2 separate regions of the Homo sapiens genome follow, and region 1 is linked to region 2. Evidence: chromatin contacts called from ENCODE Hi-C or POLR2A ChIA-PET data. All regions are on one chromosome and are shown on one strand. Each heading gives the region's core, a stretch centred on a gene start or an enhancer-like site at or near the end of the contact. The rest is flanking DNA. Distances are from core to core; before and after follow the strand shown. Region 1 overlaps ATP6V0E1 (ATPase H+ transporting V0 subunit e1). Region 2 overlaps FBXW11 (F-box and WD repeat domain containing 11).

What was found. A loop is a pair of places that touch in the nucleus more often than their neighbours do. ChIA-PET counts read pairs that join two places held with the same protein, here RNA polymerase II (POLR2A). Pooled maps may share reads with other maps.
Region 1: a map with no recorded cell type shows a loop between it and region 2 (3-fold over the local background). The contact joins two enhancer-like sites. A Hi-C loop is called at or near these places in 1 of 37 single-sample maps with no recorded cell type and 2 of 50 pooled maps. POLR2A ChIA-PET finds 5 or more read pairs at or near these places in 1 of 52 experiments (activated naive CD4-positive, alpha-beta T cell).

What each region holds. Positions count from the first base shown.
Region 1 is chr5:173,033,854-173,037,638 of GRCh38, reverse strand. It overlaps ATP6V0E1 (ATPase H+ transporting V0 subunit e1), which reads right to left. Exons shown (of 4, transcript NM_003945.4): 4 at 2,194-3,240. Among named protein-coding and RNA genes, the nearest start is that of SNORA74B, 15 kb to the right of the region's middle. RefSeq lists a silencer at 563-632. Within about 2 kb of position 2,143, at least 11 of the 41 ENCODE cell types and tissues checked have a DNase peak (open chromatin) inside an H3K27ac peak, as active enhancers do.
Region 2 is chr5:171,964,533-171,968,821 of GRCh38, reverse strand. The region is part of intron 1 of FBXW11 (F-box and WD repeat domain containing 11); the gene reads left to right. Among named protein-coding and RNA genes, the nearest start is that of FBXW11, 40 kb to the left of the region's middle. RefSeq lists enhancers at 2,735-2,784, 2,763-3,057. Within about 2 kb of position 2,906, at least 3 of the 41 ENCODE cell types and tissues checked have a DNase peak (open chromatin) inside an H3K27ac peak, as active enhancers do.

The sequences.
Region 1 (3,785 bases), core at 894-3,393, 1.1 Mb before region 2:
AATAAAGGAGCAATTGACTCTTGCCAAATTTTTCATGATTCTTGGCAACAATTTTAAATCATTTCTCAAATTCTAAATTTACTTCAGCATGACCAAACACCTACCGTTGCTTAAAAAAAAAAAAAAAGGCTAAACAAGAAGGTGCTACTTTTGAAGCAACATCAAAGGAAAGATAAAATATTATTAAGTTGGGGTAGTGACACACGTCTAGACATCATTATATGTTTAAAGAAAACAACAAAAACAGTGCTAAAAGAAACCAATCAATCCTCACACTTCATCTTCAAAATCATGCCAGAAATACTTCTATCCTGGTATAAGAGTTGGTAGAACCTGGAAGGGCAGGAAGGGTGTGGTCCAGCCACTTAGGCTCTGGCTCTGAACTCAGGCCTGGGGGCCTAATAAGGGTGCCTTTTATTTTTCTGTAAACCTCTACCTCCAAGTACAAATGACTAATCAAAAGTGTAACCATAGGCCAGGCACAGTGGCTCACGCCTGTAATCCCAGCACTTTGGGAGGTCGAGGGTGGGCGGATCACCTGAGGTCAGGAGTTCAAGACCACCCTGACCAACATGGTGAAACCCCGTCTCTACCAAAAATACAAAAAATTAGCCAGGCGTGGAGGCAGCCTACTGTAATCCCAGCTACTTGGGAGGCTGAGGCAGAACTGCTTGAACCTGGGAGGTGGAGGCTGCAGTGAGCTGAGATCGTGCCATTGCACTCCAGCCTGGGCAACAAGAGCGAAACTCTGTCTCAAACAAAACAAAACACAAAGAACCCAAAGTGTAACCCTACGTAGAAAAAAAAAATCACTTGGCTGTCCCTCTGGGTCCTATCTGAATAGAAAAGTACTGTCAGTGTACCCTGGGGATTTGGTCATTTATTTGGAAAATACTCTTGATGTATTATTATAATTCACAAATCACCTTCCCCGCCAAAATCTCATTTGGTAACAACTTCGTATAGTAGAAAAGGTATGCATTATCCCTATTTTACAGATGAAAACACTGAGAGTCAGAAATTAAATGATTTGCCCCGTTACACAGCTAGCGAGTGATGGGAGTAAGATGGCAAACCTAGGACCTCTGCTAATCTAGTGATTGTCCCAGGAGGCCACATGACGTTCGCCTGGAAGGGCTCTGGAGCGCAGGAACATTTTCGGTATCCTCTGAACGGGCTAAATGGAGGTCCTTCCAGTCTGGGCCCTGACAAACACTGGATGGAGTGTGGCAACGGTCAGGAAAATATGATTCACCAACATCCATCTCCGATGCCTAATCATGTTGTTAACAAACAGTTCTGCTATTAAGGGTGAGGTGACGAGAGAACATGTGCCTGGGTTTAGGTATTAATGGCACTGAACCTTCTCAAGAATTTAATAAATGAAACAACTAGGGCTCAAGGGTGAAGTGACTTCCTGAGCAAAGGGAATTTACCGAGTTTCCTCTCATAAAACCTGAGCTGATTTCGTCATTCCCACATTTCAACAATAGTATGATGGCAGGGCGCGGTGGCTCACACCTGTAATCCCAGCACTTTCGGAGACCAAGGTGGGCGGATCACGAGGTCAGGAGACCAGCCTGACCAACATGGTGAAACCCTGTCTCTACTAAAAATACAAAAATTAGTCGGGCGCGGTGGCAGGTGCCTGTAATCTCAGCTACTCAGGAGGCTGAGGCAGGAGAATTGCTTGAACCCGGGAGGCAGAGGTTGCAGTGAGCTGAGATCGCACCACTGCACTCCAGCCTGGGCGACAGAGTGAGACTCTGTCTCAAGAAAAAAAGAAAGAAAACATGGATCTTACTCCCCTGTCTAGCTCTGACCAACTGCATTAAGCTGGGCGAGAAATTCTCCCTGTCTGGGCTCAGCTTCCTTATCCATAAAATGATGGGGTTAGCCTATATCACCATAGCCCCCTTCAACTTCAAATCATCAATGTTTCATGTATTCCATGAAATTAGCTAATGTGGCCCTCCTGCTGGAAACGTAAAGCATGGAGTTGCCTAACAGACTGCGCAAAACAAAAGTAAAGAATGAAAAGAAACGAGAGCAGGAGAGTCACTTCAACTTGAAACTCACTTTGGTCATAAGAATAGCAAAGTAATGAGTTCAGACAGTTTGGGAGGAATAGAAAGTAGAAACTGCAAAACAGGAAATCCATTCTTGGCTGGCTGTCAAAAAGCCATGAGCTGGTGAAAATTTAGGTTCATTTTAATTTTTAATTTCTTAAAAGTAATAAAGCTCTCAAATTAGTGTATCGAGATGCCTGCTACTGAAATACAAAATTACTGTCTCCTGCCCCTGGCTTTTTAATCACTCTTGACTTCTTTAGTCCTATGTCTGAGGCTGTGATGGTTCCATCTCAGGAGCATTTGCTGCCTTGTTCTGCAGCTGGCAGGTAACCTTGAACTGCTCACCATGGTACCATCTTTAAGGACAATGCTCCAACACAACCTTATATTACAGTTCTATGTATACTAACCTTATCTCTCCAAATAGCTTGTGAACTTGCAGGGACTCCAAATTTACACATCTTTGATCCCTCCAGTGCCTTGGCTGCAGTAGGCACTCAAATAGTTACTGAACGATTAAGAAACGCACTTACCAGTCTTTTCAGGCATCTCAAGCTACATGGCAGGGTTTATATACTCAACCTAAGTTTAGACTACAAAATCATTTTTTAAAAAGGCATTATGTAGCGATAGAAAAGCTTATAAAAATGAACTTTACAAACACCGAGCCCAGATTTCCATAGAAAGGAGGAAAATATTTATTCCAAAAGATGGCAGAAAGAAGAAATTCATCCTGAAAGTATAGTTTGGTGCGATTCTGTTGAGATGGCTCTTCCCTCTGAACGTGCTCTCCTACTGACCACCCCACTGGAGTCTTGTTTGTCTTGCAGCAGTTTCTAAACACTTCACTGATTCCCACGTGAGAAGGCAGGAGCCATCTTCAAATCCACAGATTCCAAGGAGAGAGTAACGTATCTCTCAGAAGAACAGCATCTTCTATCTCAGAAGAGTACATAATCGTTTTGTGGAGTCGGCACAGTTCAGGTTATGGAGGCACGTAATTCACCAAAGTGCAAAAAAGGCAAAGGAAAACACGCTGCATTGTAGAATAAGGCATTCAAATGTGCTGTTAACGTTTAAGGCAGCTAATGGCCAAAACAGGCAAGTCAAGAAAAGTGGTCTGGTTTGGAGGTGATTTTGCATCTAGAAGGCATTCTCTTCTCGTGACCTGCAAAACAAAACCATTCTGGTAACTGGTCCTCATACATTCCTCAGGAAGGCAAAAAGTTAACATCGAGAAAGTTAACCAAGCCAACACTTTAAAATGCACAGATGCTCAACAAAATATGAAACACAGGATAATCAACTTGGTGCAAGTTTGGCCAGGTTTTGCAGGGCTGTGGCAAAAGGTCCAGTAACCAAGGACACTGCTGAAATGAGGAGCACAAGTAACACTCTATGTTACAGAAAGCAGGAAGAATGAAGCTGACTGAGATTGATTGTGCTGGAATCTAATGAATTCACCGCAGTTTCAAGAGTCTGTATTTTTCCCTTCCCTCTTATAGCATGGAGGGGAGGTTCCGCAGGCATGGCGAACTCTGCTCTGGGGCCAGGCTCCTGGGGAGCGGGCTCCTTGCATTGGTCTTGTACTGGAGGCTGCCCTGTAGCTTGCTCCCCGTTCTGGCTATCTCGAGTGTAGGTGACAAATGACACTTTTCTTTTTCTAGCAGCTTAAATTCAACACCATCTTTTTTTTTGTTTTGTTTTATTTTT
Region 2 (4,289 bases), core at 1,657-4,156:
GGTAGAAGGAGCAGGAAGCGATGCAGCCAGCACTAGTGTCTTAGATGTTAGGGAAGGGGAAGTTGGATTAACTGAGGGTGGGGACAGGGGCACTAGTATAAATGAGAGCAGATGTCTCTCAGTTCCTAGAAAATGTCTAAAAAACAAATTGGGGTTTTAGTTTTGTCACCTGGAAGACCTCTCAGATGTCATGCGGTATGGACTATATACTGTCACATATTTAGAAGTAGTAACTTAGAAGATACTTAGGAGTTTTCTGACTGGAGATCATCTGTTAGCTATCTAGAAGCCAGAAGCATTGAAATGAATGGAGGAGAGTGTCTTTGTTACCTCAAAGTGCAACCAAATTCTTTTTTTTTTTTTTTGAGACAGAGTCTGGCTCTTTCGCCCAGGCTGGAGTGCAATGGCTGATCTCCGCTCACTGCAAGCTCCGCCTCCCGGGTTCGCACCATTCTCCTGCCTCAGCCTCCCGTGTAGCTGGGACTGCAGGTGCCTGCCACTGTGCCCGGCTAATTTTTTGTATTTTTAGTAGAGACGAGGGGTTTCACCGTGTTAGCCGGGATGGTCTCGATCTCCTGACCTCGTGATCCGCCCACCTCGGCCTCCCAAAGTGCTGGGATTACAGGCGTGAGCCACTGCGCCCGGCAACCAAATTCTTATAGCTGTCCTAACCCTACCTGCTCTCCACCTTCATTAGGAGAATGGTCTACTACAGTCAGGGGGCAAGTTGCTATGATAAGATCCCTAAGTAACTGTGGAAATGCCAATATTCTGTTTAGAGGTGGCTCAGAGGAGAGGGAATGGAGAAGTTTGAGCTGTCAATTGTATGGCCTCATCTGAAAAAATATGGCAGCCCAAAAGAATAAAATAAAAATCACCTGTGTTTAATTCCAGATTTATATGTGTGTGTGTGTGTGTGTGTGTGTGTGTGTGTGTGTATATATATATATATATATATATATATATGCATTTTTTTTTTTTTGAGACAGAGTCTCGCTCTTGTTGCCCAGGCTAGAGTGCAGTGGCGTGATCTTGGCTCACAGCAACCTCCGCCTCCCGGGTTCAAGCGATTCTCCTGCCTCAACCTCCTGAGTAGCTGGGACTTCAGGCGTACCCCACTACACCCAGCTAATTTTGTATTTTTAGTAGAGACGGGGTTTTTCCATGTTGGTCAGGCTAGTCTGGAACTCCCAACCTCAGGTGATCCGCCTGCCTCGGCCTCCCAAAGTGCTGGGATTACAGGCATGAGCCACCATGCCCGGCCTATGTATATATTATATTTATTAAATGAACATGGGATCATAATGTAAGTCCTGGTTTGTTGCCTTTATTCACTTAGTGTTTCTTGAATTCTTTCCGTGTATTGTAACTTTCTTTCTATGCATTAAACTTCCTTTAGTGTCTGTAAATATATTCGTATAGCATGATTTCTATTTAGCAGAAACACAATAGTTTGTCTTATGGGTAATCCCTAATCTGTGGAACCTGTCCCTTTGGTTAGCATTTTCCCTTTGCTATTATGAACAGTGATGTGAATGACATCTTCTTGGCTATATTTTTGGACATTTCTTTATTTTGTCTCCTTGATAAAATTTCTTACATGTGAAATTGCTGAGTCAAATGATGTGCATGAGTTTCAAGTCTTGACTATGTATTGCAGAGTTGCATACCAGAGATTGTATCAATCAGCAATATAGATGAGTGACAGGTAGATAAAATTTGAAAATAAATCAGGGAAACTTGCTGCTCTACGGAGTTTAATGTCAGGTAAAGGAAGTGACGGGCAATTATAGATAAGGGAAGAAAGCAGGGATTTTAGAGTCAGATAGAATGCAGTTTTGCCATTCTTGACCTCTGGCAAGTGATTTGATGTCTGTGGTCCTTAGTTTTTCTTGTCTGTAAAACTCAGCTGCTTGTTTGGCCAGAGGTGGTATGAGAGTTAATGAGTACGGTATAGCCATAGGGTACTCACTTTGTACCCCCTCCCAATTTATCCTTCTTTGTTAATTTTCATGTCATTTAACATTTTTATTGAAAAAGATTAAACTTAGGGTTGAGAGGTCTCGCCCTAGTCCTGAACAACTTTCCTAGTTGGACCACAGCTGCTAACCAACAAAGGCCCAGATGTACTTAGGTGTTAAATTATCTCCAGGCTCAGGATTTATGGATCTTGGAAAAACCTCATTGGGATTGGGTTCAGACTGATTTAACCTTGAGCTTGCTGGGGGATTCTGTTCCCCCTTGGCAGCTGAACCTCACGCTGGTCCTAGTACAACTGAGGATCCATGTGGCTATGCCGGAAATAGATTATTTTGTTACATCCTGTTCTCTGTCATGCTGCTTAGAATAGAGATTCCACTTCCCACCTCAAACATCTAATTCTTTCCTCCTCCAGCTTCTGTAAGAGCTCTGAAAAACTTGGTGACATTTTTGAATCATGGGTGGTAGTTGTAAAGTGGACAAGGATGATTTTTTTTTTCCTTTGGATTTCCTCAGGAATAAACCATTATGATTTTGATGTTTCCAAGGGCCACTAGGTGAAATATTTTTCTAGCACTGAGCATTTAAACACATTTTAAACTGTGGATGTTTAAGATGGACTCAAAATTAATTCCTGGTAAAAGAATATGTTTTTATTTAAATTGTGTATTAGTCCGTTCTCATACTGCTGTAAAGAACTATCTGAGACTGGGTAATTCATAAAGAAGAGGTTTAATTGACTCACAGTTCTGCAGGCTTAACAGGAAGCATGATTGGGAGGCCTTAGGAAACTTACAATCATGGCTGAAGGCAAAGGGGAAACAAGCATGTCTTACCACGCTGATGCAGGAGAGAGGGTGAGAAGGGGGAAGTTCCACACATGTTCAAACAATGAGATTCTGTGAGAACTCACTATCGCGAGAACAGCAAGGGGGACGTCTACCCCCATGAGTCAACCACCTCCTACCAGGCCCCTCCCCTGACACGTGGGGATTACAATTCGAGATATGATTTGGGTGGGGACACAGAGCCAAACTACATGAATATGTTGTGAACTGCCCCATTAAAAAAAAATTGTCAAGTTACTCTTTATAATTAAACAAAATAAGTCATCACTTAAAATTATACTTGGTATTATTAAGGTATTAATATGAGTACTAGGTGGTCATTGGAGAAAAATCGGAAAATATGGATGAATAAAAATTTGAAAAGAACATTACCCTTCATCTCTCTACCAGAGAGATTACAGTGAAGATCCATTTTAGTTTTAATGCTTTTGGGTACTGATATCTTTTTTTTTTTTTTTTTATTTTTAAAGACAAGAGTCTCACTCTGTTGCCCAGGCTGGAGTACAATGGCATGATCTCAGCTCCCTGTAACCTCTGCCTCCTGGGTTCAAGCAATTCTCGTGCCTCAGCCTCCTGAGTAGCTGGGATCATAGGTGCGTGCCACCTGCCTGGCTAATTTTTTGTAATTTTTAGTAGAGACAGGCTTTCACTATGTTGGCCAGGCTGGTCTCAAACTCCTGACATCAAGTAATCTCCTGCCTTGGCCTCCCACAGTGCTGGGATTATAGGCATGAGCCATCTTGCCTGGATGGGTTCTAATATCTTACCTTAGAATAATTCAAGATGAAAATTGTTTGGACATTAATTAAAAAAATTATAGTGGTGTTTAAGCAAAGTTTGGCCTCTGACTTTGAGTCCTGATTCCACTACTTTTGGGCTGTTCTTGAATCTAAAAACTTGGCAGATAGTAAATTTTGGTTTTCCTCATTCTTCTCATCCTTATTTTTTTTCTCCCCTTCCTGCCTACTTCTCTGCATCCCCTTTTCTTCCCTTAACATATATCCCAGCCTGAATATACCCTGTGATATAATATTATGACAAGAACATAATTCTAGAATACAGTTGCTAAGAATTAAAATGTAAACTTTTTGGTTACATGTCACATGTTTACTATCAAATTCTGTTATAATAAAATGCCATTATAAGGAAAAGAAAGTATTTTGCACATTAGGGTAATGGGCCAATATTCAGTTCTATAAAAGGTTATAGAAAATGCCTTAAACCGTGAATTAACTTTTATTTAACAACCTGATTGCTACATTGTGATTCTTGGTTTTAAAAACAATGCATTTATGGTGGTGAGAGTGCTCTTTCTTATAGGTTGCCATCAGACATTAATAGTGGAAGCCTAGGTTCTGAATTTTAGAAGACTCTTCTGAATGCTTTGTCCTTACTTTAATTACAAACACTGCTGCTTCTTGAAAAGCAACAGGCTGAGAGATGAGACACAATAGGATAATT